2 separate regions of the Homo sapiens genome follow, and region 2 is linked to region 1. Evidence: chromatin contacts called from ENCODE Hi-C or POLR2A ChIA-PET data. All regions are on one chromosome and are shown on one strand. Each heading gives the region's core, a stretch centred on a gene start or an enhancer-like site at or near the end of the contact. The rest is flanking DNA. Distances are from core to core; before and after follow the strand shown.

The links. A loop is a pair of places that touch in the nucleus more often than their neighbours do. ChIA-PET counts read pairs that join two places held with the same protein, here RNA polymerase II (POLR2A). Pooled maps may share reads with other maps.
Region 2: a loop to region 1 is called in a map of endothelial cell of umbilical vein, with 9 times the contacts of the local background. The contact joins the promoter of TVP23B here to the promoter of PRPSAP2 in region 1. A Hi-C loop is called at or near these places in 3 of 168 maps with a recorded cell type or tissue (CD4-positive, alpha-beta memory T cell, endothelial cell of umbilical vein and naive thymus-derived CD4-positive, alpha-beta T cell), 9 of 37 single-sample maps with no recorded cell type and 18 of 50 pooled maps. POLR2A ChIA-PET finds 5 or more read pairs at or near these places in 2 of 52 experiments (HEK293 and WTC11).

Annotation. Positions count from the first base shown.
Region 1 is chr17:18,853,295-18,860,263 of GRCh38, forward strand. It overlaps PRPSAP2 (phosphoribosyl pyrophosphate synthetase associated protein 2), which reads left to right and starts at 4,837. Exons shown (of 12, transcript NM_002767.4): 1 at 4,837-4,967. RefSeq lists enhancers at 2,688-3,188, 2,707-2,756, 2,777-2,836, 4,616-5,188 and a silencer at 4,935-5,294.
Region 2 is chr17:18,777,606-18,784,574 of GRCh38, forward strand. TVP23B (trans-golgi network vesicle protein 23 homolog B) reads left to right here and starts at 3,578. Exons shown (of 7, transcript NM_016078.6): 1 at 3,578-3,700. The coding sequence starts at 3,689. FBXW10 (F-box and WD repeat domain containing 10) reads left to right here. Exons shown (of 14, transcript NM_001267585.2): 14 at 870-1,744. The coding sequence ends at 1,693.

The DNA of each region.
Region 1 (6,969 bases), core at 3,587-6,086:
GGTTAAGAAACTTGTTGAGGTCACACAGCTGGTGAGGAGAGAAGGAATTTGGATCTAGGCGCTGGTTCCCAAGACTACAGTCTTTCATTCACAGCTCATATCATGATGATGTCGACCTGAATTCATCAACATGGAATCATGCCTGCAATAAATTGTTACAGGGAAAAGGCATATTGGAAAATTCCAAGAGTGGCTACCTCTCCACATGGGATAATGGCAAATATCTTTTTAATTTTTTCTTCTTTCTCATTTGAATTTTTCTTACAATGTGTAAATATTATTATGCTTACAAAAGACAATGAAGTTCTTAGTCCCAGCTGCTGGGGAGCTGAGGCAGGAGAACCGCTTGAACCCAGGAGGCAGAGGTTGCAGTGATCCAAGATCGCGCCACGGCACTCAAGCCTGGATGACAGAGTGAGACTCAGCCTCGGGAAAAAAAAAAAAGACAATGAAGTTCCTTTCATTTTGGGGGAAAATAGAAAAAGGAGAAAAGAGGACGGGCACAGTGGCTCATGCCTGTATTCCCAGCACTCTGGGAGGCCGAGATGGGTGGATCACTTGAGGTCAGGAGTTCGAGACCAGCCTGGCCAACATGGCAAAACTCCATCTCTAGTAAAATTACAAAAATTAGCCGGGTGTGGTGGCATGCACCTGTAGTCCTAGCTACTTGGGAGGCTGAGGCAGGAGAATAGCTTGAACCCGGGAGGGTGGAGGTTGCAGTGAGTCAAGATTGCGCCACTGTACTCCAGTCTGGACAACAGAGCAAGGCTCCATCTCAAAAAAAGAAAAAAGAAAAGAAAAAGGAAAAAAGCTGGAGGATGCAGGAAAGGACTCTATAGGAACTTCCAAGGCCTCCTTGGCTGGTGACCTGGCTTTGGCCTCCGCTGCCTCCTACAGCCAGGCAAGCTGCCATCCTCTTCCACTGGGGAAAAAGGGGTGCCTTGTTTTTCTTCCCTGATAGCCAGACAGGCGAGAGCAGAGAGGCAGCTGCAAAAGCTTCCTCGGTGCCTCATACTCATGGACTCCATCTAAAAGTAACTCCTCACCCCCAACCATCATATGGCTGCTAATATTAGTGCTCATTTTTCCACTGAGGAAACAGAAACTTAGAGAGGTGGATCTGTCCAGGGTCATTTCCACAATGAGGACAGGAGGCAGGAAGCAGGCTCCATCCTAGTGATGGACACCTAAGTCCCTGTTTTTTCATTTGCACAACCATTTGAAGGAGAATCCTGTGTTTTTTGTTACACCATACTGCTCAAAAATTTCTATCAAACTATAGCAAAGATTCCTTTCCTTCCTTTAAAAAATGTTGAAGGGAAATGTCTTAGACTTGAGTATCTTGATTTATAGTCGATATACAGCAGTTTAGCCCTTGAATATGGCCAATGACGTGTTGCAGCAAGCTGAGCACTTCTATTACATGCAAAGACTCTGACTGCAAACATCCAAGTGGGCAAGGGATTATCAAGTTTAGCAATGGACTAACCAAAAACTGCATTCGTGTGGAACTGACCACAAGCTTTACATTATGCTTTTGCTCCTTTCTTGCTCATTACCCATTGTATAACAAAATATGCCCAGACTTGGGCTTTAATAAAAAATTTCTTAGCTCTCAATTTTTTGTGGTTTGATTGGTCTTAGCTAGGTGGCTCTTGCTTAGGGTCTTTCATAAAGTTGCAGTCAGGTGGTGGCTGGGGCTGCAGTCACCTGGTGGGTCAGCTTGGCTGAACACCTACCATGGCACACTCCTATGGCCTAAACCCCAAGGATAAAGAGAATGAGAGTTTTGACATCAGCCTACAAGGGATTTCAATAGTCCTTGGAGAATGGATGGCGGATGGAAGAGTGGTATTGCTATAACAGAACAAATGAAACTACAAACTAAGTGCCTGCAGTGCGGGAAACTATTGAGGAGCAAGCCACCCCACTGCAGAACCCTGGACGCGGTGATACACTGGAGCTAGCTCATTCTGGTTAATGAGAGTGGATTTTTTAAAAAATTCAAGGCCAGGTGTGGTGGCTCATGACTGCAATCCCAGCGTTTTGGAGGTCGAGGCGGGAGGATCACTTGAGCCCAGTTCGAGGCGGCAGTGAGCTATGATTGCACCACTGCACTCCAGCCTGGGCAACAGAGCAAGACTCTGTCTCTTAGAAAAGTTTTTTTTTTTCCAGTAATATTATTCTTGTATGGTGCAAACACTATATAATGCTGCGCTACTGCCCATTTTCTTTCCAGAAAGGATAAGGCACTCAATTTTCCAGACATTTCTTGAGTACCATACTTGTGCCAGGCCCTGGGAAACAGTGATCAGCAGGAGGGACGAAGAGCCCACCCTCATGGGGCTTACAGTGTACAGGGGCTGAGGTGGTGATATTTGTCAAATAACCACCCAAACACTTAATTAGAAATCGTGATAAGCCCAATGAAAGAAAAATACATGAAACAGTTTTATTTGGGAAGGGAGTGGTTTAGGGAAGACTCGAAAGTGACAATGGAGCTATCAAGTTCAAGAAGGAGTTAGTAGGGGAGGAGGCTGCAGGAAGAAGTGCACGCCTGGAGGCAGGAACAGCATGTGTCCCGGTAGTTCAGGGTGGCGGGCCCAGGCGGGTGAGAAAGGGCAATGGAGAAGGAAGGAGAGGAGACCGTGCAGACACTGCAAGTGCCAGAAACCCGATCCACACTGGCTTCAGAGGGTGGAGGGGAGGTTCTTCTTGGCTTCCATAATAGAAATGTCCAGGGACCTACCGACTTCAGATTCAGCGCAAACTCATCTGGGCCCGGTCTGTATCCCTCCCTCTCTTTTCTCTCAGCACTTTCCTCAGGCGGTTCCCCTCCTGGCATCCCAGCAGCTGCAGCATCAGCAGGAGAGAGTAAGCCTCTCCAGTCCCGGCGCAGGGATGGAGACGGTGTTTCGTGGGCTCCGATTGGCTCAGTAGCCTATCTTTGGAGCGAATCAGCGAGCGGAGAGGGATGAACTTCTCTGACTGGCCAGATCCAGTCACATGCCAACATGTGACGCGTGGAATCTACGCCAGCCACAGCAGAGAGGTGGGGGTTGTGACCGGAGTTAGATGCCAGCGCAGAAGGGACGTGAGCCCAGCCGAGGTACCGCTGAAGAGGAATCAATTTTGGTATGCAGATAATCACTGGGCTCATGGGTCTTGCTCTTTACAAAGAGGTATGTCCCTGTAAAGTTGTCAGGCAAAGGAAATGTTTCAAACGACTCCATTTCACGAAGTCTCACCTAATTTACAATTCGTTAGTTGAGATGCTTGTATTCTTCGTTTCTAAAATAAGACGTTGAACCATAAAGACTCTAGCTAGCTCTGCAACCTCTGATGAATATTTCATGCCTCATTATTGTGAAAAATCCAAAGCAGAATTGGAGAGAAGATGTGGTATAGGGATTAGGTAAGTGAAGACTGGTGCAAAGCCTCCTGGGTCGAAATTCTGTCCACTGCTTTGTCATTGGAAAAGTTATTTAACGTCGTCGTCTCAGTTCCCACAACTATTAAAATGGAGAGGATAACAACACCTACCTTATGCTCTTGTGAGGATTAAATAAGTTACCGTTAATATATGTAAAGCACTTAAAAGAGGACCATGTGTTTGCTATTATTATGTTATACATACAATAAAGAGTAAACATTACCTAAGTTATAAAGAACTTAGGCAATGGATACCAAAAGTACTAATTCCTTTATAATAAAAGAAAAAAAGGCGACAAGGCAAATAACGATAATAACTGATAATGGCTGGGCGCGATGGCTCACGCCTGTAACCCCAGGACTTTAGGAGGCGGAGGCGGGCGGATCACTTGAGGTCAGGAGTTTGAGAACAGCCTGGCCAACATGGTGAAACCCTGTCTCTACTAAAAATACAAAAAATTAGTCGGGCGTGGTGGCGCACACCTGTAATCCCAGCTACTCGGGAGGCTGAGACAGGAGAATCGCTTGAACCCGGGAGACGAAGTTTGCAGTGAGCTGAGATCGCGCCGATGCACTCTAGCCTGGACAACAGAGCGAAACTCCGTCTCAAAACAAAAAACTAACAAACGAACAAAAAACTGATCATTTATTATACACCCAGAACTGTGCTTTTAGCACAGTTTTGTTTTGTTTTGTTTTGTTTTTGAGATGGACTCTTGCTCTGTCACCCAGGCTGGAGAGCAGTGGCGCGATCTCGGCTCACTGCAACCTCTGCCTCCCGGGTTCAAGCGATTCTCCTGCCTCAGCCTCCTGAGTAGCTGGGATTACAGGCGCGCACCACCACGCCTGGCTAATTTTTTTTTTTTGTATTTTTAGTAGAGATGGGGGTTTCACCATGTTGGTCAGGCTGGTCTCGAACTCCTGACCTCGTGATCCGCCCGCCTCAGCCTCGCAAAGTGCTGGAATTACAGGCGTGAACCACCGCGTCTGGCCGTATTGTCTCATTTAATCCTCACAACAGTCTTATGGAATGGGTGCTGCTATCTTTGTTTTTCAGATGAGGAAACAAGCTCAGAGGGTTGAAATGACTTGTCCAAGGTTACAGGCCAGTGGAGGCTTGAACCCAGGTATTTGTAATTCCAAATGTCATACTCTGTCCACATTCATTCCTTGTAACCTGCCTGGGCTGTCACAGTTGGTGTGGGGCTAGCAGCTCCCCAGGGACCAAAACAGGCGCATCCCCGCCCACCGCCCCGCCCATCGTGCCAGCCCGACTCCACCCCTGTGGCTACACCCACTGCCCCGCGCCTTACCCACTGGTGGGCCACGCCCACAGCCCCCAGCTAGGTGCCTCCGCTGTCCGGGCTCTAGTCCCGCCCTCGCCCCTCCCCGCCCACCGGCCTCGCAGTCACCGCGGACGCCAATCTTGTGCATGGAGTCGCCATTTTGCTCCTAGAGAGGCCGCCAGGAGACCCGGCGCTTTCTTCCTTCTGCAGCTGAGGCTGCGGCGGGGCCGGGGCTGGGGTCGGGGCCAGGTAGGCGGGCGGGAGCCAGTGGCGAGCGGCAGCGAGGGCTGGCTGGCTCCGGCATTGCGGGGCGCAGGTGCAAGGGGCGGGGAGCCCGCGGCGCCGGCAGGCGGACGGGTCGGGGTCCCTGGGTGGTGGCTGCTTGGGGGCTCACTGGGGCGATCTCGCGCCCGCGGCCCTTCCATTTTTCCCTCCCTTCTTCCTCTCCCGCCAGGGGTCGGCGGGGGCGGGGGACGGGCGTCCGGTGCCTGGGCTCTCTCCTCTCCCTGAGGCGCCGCTGGGGAGTCGAACCCTGATGATGGGACCTGTGGTGAGCAGCCCTGAAAGCAAGCCCAGACCCAGCCATTCTCCGTCCCTAAGCTGACACGGAGCCCCTGATTTTAATTTACCTGGCTTTGCTAGTTACGAATATATCTCTCACCTCCTAAAGGATGATTTTATCCAACTCAGAACTCACCCCAGCAGAGATTGAGGGGGAACCGTGATGAAATTTTTAAGTATTCTGCTTGATGATAATAATTTTTCTCTTATGTTAATGTTGGCTCCGTTTGGGTGTTTAGCTTTTGAAAGGAGTATGAAAATGCGGAATGGGGCTTTGGGGCTTGAGGTGTGATCTCTAGTGTTTAAAAAATTTAATTGCACAAATAGAAATAATTCACCCACATTATTGAACCCCACTAAAGCATATCCTTTTTGTCCATATTCCTTTCCTGCTGCCCTCGTGTGTACCATTATTACTCAGTTGTGATTTGAGCTCGTTCCACTTAAAGTCATTCATAGATACTTTTGCGTCGTGTTGAATATTTATTGAATTTCTATTCTGTGTTTTACTTAATTACTTTATTATGGAACCTTTACACAGGTCTGGTGTACTTGTTCTTTGAAAAGTCTTATGTTGACCACCATCACTGAGCATATAGCTTTTTCCTTATTTCCTTGGGATAATTACCCGAAGTGGAAATACCGAATCAAACTTCTGTTTTCTTTCTTTGGCACTATTATATAAATTGTTTTCCAAACAAGGCATGTTTACAATAGACATTTTTCAAAATCTGGGTATTTGTCCTATTTTGCTCTCTGTATGCAGAATTCAGCGGGGTGCCAAGTCGTTTTCTGTGTGGGTTGAGAGACAGGCTGTGCAGCCCACTGTTGCATAGGACTAACTACTACAAATCATGCTGAGACCGAGCTATTTTTGCTGCTTAGAGGCTTTGCAGCCTTGAGTAAGTTTCTTCATCTGGAAACCTAGCTTCCCTGTCTAAAATGGGTCTCATTCTAGTGCTTGCTTCACTGGGTTGTCATAAGCATTGTGAACACTCAGATGTTAGGCATGAGTTAACATTGTGTTGGAGAGATAAGCAGAGCCTGGGATCATACAGGAGTGGAAGAGTAATTCGGTTTAGAATTTGCCCTTCAAATTCTCATCAATATTGATATTAAAAACAGATTTCCTTGGAGTGAGGCACATCACTAATAAACATACATAATAAGTTTTTTTATTTTTATTTTTTTTGCAGAGTCTTGCTCTGTCTCCCGGGCTGGAGAGCAGTGGCGCGATCTCAGCTCACTGCAACCTCTGCCTCCCGGGTTCAAGCGATTCTCCTGCCTCAGCCTCCTGAGTAGCTGGGATTACAGGCATGCGCCACCACGCCCGGCTAATTTTTTGTATTTTTAGTAGAGACAGGGTGTCACCACGTTTGTCAGGTTGGTCTCAAACTCCTGACCTTGTGATCTGCCTGCCTTGGCCTCCCAAAGTGCTGGGATTACAAGCGTGAGCCACCATGCCCATCCAATAAACATAAATTTTTATACTTTTTAATTTTTTGACACAGAGTCTTGCTCTGTTGCCCAGGTTGGAGTGTAGTGGCGCGATCTCAGCTCACTGCAACCTCTGCCTCCCAAGTTCAAGCGATTCTCCTGCCTCAGCTGCGCAAGTAGCTGGGGTTACAGGTGCATGCCACCACACCTGGCTCATTTTTGTATTTTTTAGTAGGGGTTTCGCCTTGTTGAC
Region 2 (6,969 bases), core at 2,328-4,827, 77 kb before region 1:
CGATCTTGGCTTACTGCAAGCTCTGCCTCCTGGGTTCATGCCATTCTCCTGCCTCAGCCTCCCGAGTAGCTGGGACTACAGGCGCCCGCCGCCATGCCGGGCTAATTTTTTGTATTTTTAGTAGAGACGGGGTTTCACCGTGTTAGCCAGGATGGTCTGGATCTCCTGACCTCGTGATCCACCCTCCTGGGTCTCCCAAAGTGTGGGGATTACAGGCGTGAGCCACCGCGCCCGGCCTCAACTTCACATTTTCAAAAATATGTGTAGCATTGAAATCACATCTGTTGCATTCAAAATATGCTCACTTAGAGGCTAATATACTCTTTACTCAATACTAGCATTTTATTAAAAACTTGTTTTATTGGCCGGCTGCGGTGGCTCATGCCTGTAATCCCAGCACTTTGGGAGGCCGAGGCGGGTGGATCACGAGGTCAGGAGATCGAGGCCATCCTGGCTAACACGGTGAAACCCTGTCTCTACTAAAAAAAATACAAAAAATTAGCCAGGCATGGTGGCGGACGCCTGTAGTCTCAGCTACTTGGGAGGCTGAGGCAGGAGAACGGCGTGAACCCGGAAGGCAGAGCTTGCAGTGAGCAGAGATCATGCCACTGCACTCCAGCCTGGGTGACAGAGCGAGACTCCGTCTCAAAAACAAAAACAAACAAACAAAAAAATTTGTTTTATTAAATTGTTTCTAGTATCAGCATTTCTAATACCACTCAGGGTGCCTGCCTGTATGATGGCATACCTGTTGGGCAACAAAGACCTCAATGTGCTTCGAAGTTTGAATGCCCAAGTACTTAATGCATACGTACTTAATATTTTTCATAGAACGCCGATTTTTTAAAATTTTCTTTTTTTTGAAAAAGCAGATGATGTGGAGAAAGCACAAAAACAAGGACAATTGGAAACTCCTGGAAAACTGCCCAGTCACCCAAAGAAAAAGTCTTGGAAAATCCCTATGTCACCTGACCAATTCCTCCTGACTGTTAGCGCCCTGCAGCACGCCCATAATTCCGGGGAATTTGCCTATCCCTGTAGGCCCCAAACAGAAATTACTGATGTCTGGGGACCTTCAATTTCATACCCAAGGAAGGTCTTGAATTTCAAAGGAAAATCAATCCAACGTGCAGTTGATCGGTTGAGATTGAGCAATCCTCCTATAGATGTGAAACGAACCAGTATTCCCCTTGAAATCCAGAAACTGCAGCCCAACTTGAAGATCTCTTTGCACAGTCCTAGAGTCCAGTCCACCATACCCCAGCCCATGATTATCCGCTCCAGGTTCTCTGGCAGCTTAAAGGGTGGAGACCAAGTGACCAGTTCAATTGAAAGGGCTGTGTGCAGTACGGGTCCCCTGACCAGTATGCAGGTCATTAAACCAAACCGCATGCTAGCTCCACAAGTGGGCACAGCCACCCTGTCTCTTAAGAAAGAACGGCCTCGCATCTATACAGCCCTTGATCCTTTTAGAGTGAACACTGAGTTCGTGCTGTTGACCGTGAAGGAGGAGAAGGAGCACCAGGAAGCCAAGATGAAGGAATATCAGGCCAGGGAGTCCACTGGAGTGGTTGATCCAGGAAAAGTCAGCAAAGCTGCATGGATCAGGAAGATCAAAGGCCTGCCTATTGATAATTTCACGAAGCAAGGGAAAACAGCGGCCCCTGAACTTGGACAAAATGTATTTATCTAAACCAGCCTTGGGAAATTACAATGTTTTACAATAAACAGAAAGCCAAGCGGATGTTGCTATTTGGCCTTTTTTTTTTTTTTTTTGACTGTTTCTTCCTGGTAATTAATGTGGGAACTCCCAGTTATCTTCCTCTGAGCCAAATATTTGATATCATCAAAATAAGAAAACAGAAGGAGGTTGGGCGAGATTAGCATCTGTAGTCCCACTGAAAACAATTTAGTGAGCATTAGGAAAGCCCAGTTTCGTTGATGGGGGATGGGGAGATGATCACTGGAAATTAGATACCATTCATCACTACCAATTTAGTGCTATTAGTTCTTCTGGCAAATGAAGTTATGGGATTATATCAGGGTCATGCATTGGTGTTTTCTGGTATTTTTGCACAGAAGCCTGATAAAACCCATTAAGAATTTAAAAGGGGAAGCCCTCAGTGGGGTGGACCTGTTGCATTTGACAACATTGAGCTTTTCCTTCTCAGGGCTAACTCCTAAGGAAGAGAATTAGCATATTTATCCTCTGTACAAAGAGGGCCAGTAACATCAAGTGCATTGAGGTTTCTGCTTAAACCTTTGGACTATGGTGCAGGGACCAGGTAATTTAGAAGAGTGCAGCCCACTACAAGAGCTATGGCCCATTAGAAAGTTCAAGCCTTGACCAGGTGCGGTGGCTCACGCCTGTAGTCCCAGCACTTTGGGAGACTGAGGCGGGTGGCTCACCTGAGATCAGGAGTTTGATACCAGCCTGACCATCGTGGTGAAACCTCGTTTCTACTAAAAATACAAAATTAGCTTTAAAAATTAGCTATTAAAAATTAAAAGACGATAATGAATTCAAACACAATGTCTTAAAAAACCAAAAACTACGAAAAACAACACAAAACTCCACAGCACTGAGTGGACCACTGAAAACCTGCCATGGGCAGGCTGGACGTACAGGCCCCAAATTTGTTAGCTTTTCATCTCCAAGGGCACGAATGCAATTGTGCTGCCGAAATGTCTTGCCTTTAGAAACGCGTGTGTGTGTTTTCCCCCTTTCATTATTAGAATATCAGGTTTTAAATGGCACTGGCAATCAGCCACGTAAAATTTGTGATTTTAATAGAATCCCTTCAATTAAGGACACGTGCAAATACCACTATGCCAACAGCAGTCTGACTCGGCCAGACAGATAGGATATTGTCATCATCACCGCTTCAAAGATGACTTAACGCCCCTTAATTTCACATCCTTTGTTCAGGCAAGATCACAGCATGAGCGGCTGGACTTAAAACTGTAGTAAGTATAACGTCTCCCATTTACTAGATACTTACACTGTAAGGAAACCATTATCACCCCCACTTTACAACTGATGAAAGAAGTACATAAAGGTTGGTGATATGATTGGCAATAGAGTTCCCAGGCGCCTAAGCTCCAGGGCGCAAGGTCTCAACTCCTGGCGTCTAAGTTTATACCTCCCATAATAATACCGTCCATTAGTTACTCTAGAGTCCTCCTGCCTTGTTTTTCTTAACGTTTTACTTCTCTGCAAGAACATATTTTAAAAAGTTGCTTCTACAATTTAAAGTACAAAAGTAATACTGTACAGGAGTAAGTCTTTGTAAAATATTTAAAGAAAATTATATTATACAATAAAACCCCGCCCCCCTGCATTCGGGGCAGCGACACTGGGGGAACGACTTTAGAATTTGCATTGGGTGGACAGCAAATACTTCCGTAAAACAGACCATGAAGCTTTCCACTTAGAGCCCACTGTGGCCCCAATACCTTTCCCTTTCGCTCCTGCTCCAGGCTCCGCCTCCGCCGTGTCCGGGCCGCTCGCCCCGCCCCCGCTCGCCCCGCCCCTGGATTTGCTCCCTCAAAGCGGAAGTGAGGCCGGACTGAGGCTCTTACAGTGGTCCCTGCTGGCCCTTGGTGACGGGTCGCCTCAGTTCCGACCCGGACCCGTACGCTGCTGCGCTGACGTGGCTCCCGGAAGTAGGGCTGGCGTAGGGCCGCCATGTTGCAGCAGGTGAGGGGCTGAGGGCTCGCTGGGAGGGTGGCGGCTCCTGGGACTGGCTCTGCAGGTTCCGTGGGACTGGAGCCCGCGTCCCCCGCGCCCGCTACTCGAACTCGAGGAGGAGCGGGGCGGCCGGGAGTGGAGGGCTGTGGGTAGTTGTCTGAGGAGGGCTGCTGGGGGTTCTGAGGCCGCTGGGGGCGGCGTGACCCGTGCGGCGCAGAGCAAGTACTTCTTGCGGCTGTGGGGACGCCCATTGTTAACCAGCGCGAGTGGGGGTCTCTCTTTCCTCAACCCTTATTGCCGGGGTGGAGTTGAGGAGGAGCGGCCTGCGGGCCTCTTAGCTTCCTGACACCCAGGGGTGCGATGCTATTTTGTAGGAATCGGCGACACCGCCAGAGCCTCGCTTTCAAATTGCTGTTTCCAAACTAATGTTGTTGGTGATTCTCTCCTTTGTGCTCTTAGAGTTAATTGTAGTCCACATGTTGGCAACCAGAGACTCGTAAGATTAATAATATTTTTAGAAAAAACTACTGTTTATGGTCACTTAGATTGTCTTAAGTGTTTTTTTCTTTCGGTTCACACAAAATTTGTTGAGGGATTACTATGACTCAGACACGGTTGTAGGCCCAGGGATAGGGTTGTGACCAGTACAGACAGGTTTCTTGCCCCGTATTTTTGGGTTAGGGAAGTGGGTTCTAGGAGATGGGGGTTGGGTGGGGAGACACGATAAATTGTATAACCAAAGATATTTTCAGATAATTGCAAAGGCAGGGTGATGAAATAACAAGTGTCTGAGGATAGGACAACTAAGATTTATGGTCAGGAAAGACTGCTTATGAGGAGATGCCTTGAGTGGAGAAAATCTAATAATGGTTAAATTCAGCTGTATTACAGGAAAGGTGTCCCGATCCAGACCCGAAAAGAGGGTCCTTGGCCGGGCGTGGTGACTCAGGCCTGTAATCCCAGCACTTTGGGAGGACGAGGTGGGTGGATCATGAGGTCAAGAGATCGAGACCATCCTGGCCAACTTGGTGAAACCCTGTCTCTACTAAAAATACAAAAATTAGTTGGGCGTGATGGTGCACGCCTGTAGTCCCAGCTACTCGGGAGGCTGAGGCAGGAGAATCGCTTGAACTGGGGAGGCTGAGGTTGCAGTGAGCCGCGGGCCACTGCACTCCATCCAGCCTGGCTACAGAGGGAGACTCCGTCTCAAACAAAACAAAAAAAGTCTTGGATCAGGCAAGAAGGAATTCAGGGTGAGTCCACAGTGCAAAGTGAAAGCAAGTTTATTAAGAAAGTAAAGGAGTGGCTACTCCATAGAGCAACCTGGAGGGCTGCTGGTGGCCCATTTTTATGGGTATTTCTTAGTGGTATGGTTAACAAGGGGTGGATTATTCATTCCTCCCCTTTTAGATCATAGAGAGTAACTTCCTGATGTTGCCATGGCATTTGTAAACTGGCATGGCGCTGATGGGAGTCTAGTAGTGAGGACGACCAGTGGTCACTCTCGTGGCCATCTTGGTCTTGGTGGGTTTTGGCTGGCTCCTTTATTGCAACCTGTTTTTTCAGCAAGGTCTTTATGACCTGTATTTTGTGCCGACCTCACATCTCATCCTGTGATTTAGAATGCCCTGTCTGGGAATGCAGCCCAGTAGGTTTCAGCCTCATTTTACCCAGCTCCTATTGAAGATGGAGTTGTTCAGGTTCACATGCTTCTGACATTTGAACCTGCGCCCAGGCCGGATGAGGCTGGAGAAACACAACAATGTTGACTGTTCCCACTATTTATTTATTTATTGATTGATTGATTGATTCATTCATTCATTTATGAGACGGAGTTTCACTCTTGTTGCCCAGGCTGGAGTACAATGGTGTGATCTCGGCTCACTGCAACCTCTGCCTCCCGGCTTCAAGCGATTCTTCTGCCTCACCCTCCAGAGTAGCTGGGATTACAGGCGCCTGCCACCACGCCCGGCTAATTTTTGTATTTTTAGTAGAGATGGGGTTTCACCATATTAACCAGGCTGGTCTTGAGCTCCTGACCTCAGGTGATCCACCCGCCTCAGCCTTCCAAAGTGCTAGGATTACAGGCGTGAGCCGCCAGGCCCGGCCGACGGTTCCCACTTGATAAATTTGTGACGTGAACCTCAGTCGAGCCCTTAGTGCTGCCAGGCGGTCATTCTACATTTCCATAGCCCCTTCACCCTCTCGCCTTAGGCAACTATTAAAACTCAAATCTTCAACGTTTCTTCTCTTATCCTCTCTCAGCTGGTAACGTTGCTTCTTGTTTCACTGAAAATGGAAGCCGTCGGAAGACAATTTTCACACTAGCTGCCTAGTTGCATGTTTACTCAGGGTCTCATATTCTTTTATGATAATTGGACTGTTAGTGCTCCATTCTTAGGTCTTCCTGTCTACTGTGTCCTGGTTTCCATCTCCTCTTGCCTACTGGAAGGCATTGTTCTAGTAATTCTCTTTCTTGTATCATCAGTTTTTTAATCCTTTTAAACGTTTGCTCACATCAACATATAAACGTGCTTTAATTTCTCTTACCTTAAAAAATGAAAACTTGGCCGGGCGCGGTGGCTCACGCCTGTAATCCCAGCACTTTGGGAGGCCGAAGCGGGTGGATCACGAGGTCAGGAGATCGAGACCATCCTGGCTAACACGGTGAAACCCCGTCTGTACTAAAAAACAACAAATTAGCCGGGGGTGGTGGCGGGCACCTGTAGTCCCAGCTACTCGGGAAGCTGAGGCAGGAGAATGGCATAAACCTGGGAGGCGGAGCTTGCAGTGAGCCGAGATCGCGCCACTGCACTCCAGCCTGGGCGACAGAGCCAGACTCCGTCTCAAAACAAACAAACAAACAAACAAAACAAACTTGACACCACATGCTCTTTCACTGGTCACTCCATTCTTTTTCCTTTAAAGACTTGTATCATATATGCTTGTCTTTTAATTCTTCCAGTCTCTCTTGTATTCATTCTAGTCAGTCTCTCTTCCCCTCTCCCAACCATACTGGAACTGCTCTTACTGAGTTCCCTGATGACCTGTTAAAAATACAGTGGTCATGGCTGGGTGCAGGGCTCATGGCTGTAATCCCAGCACTTTGGGAGGCCAGGATGGGTGGATCATGAGGTCAAGAGATGGAGACCATCCTGGCCAACATGGTGAAACCCCGTCTCTACTAAAAATACAAAAATTACCTGGGGGTGGTGGCATGTGCCTGTGGTCTCAGCTACTCGGGAGGCTGAGGCTGACGCAGGGGAGTCGCTTGAACC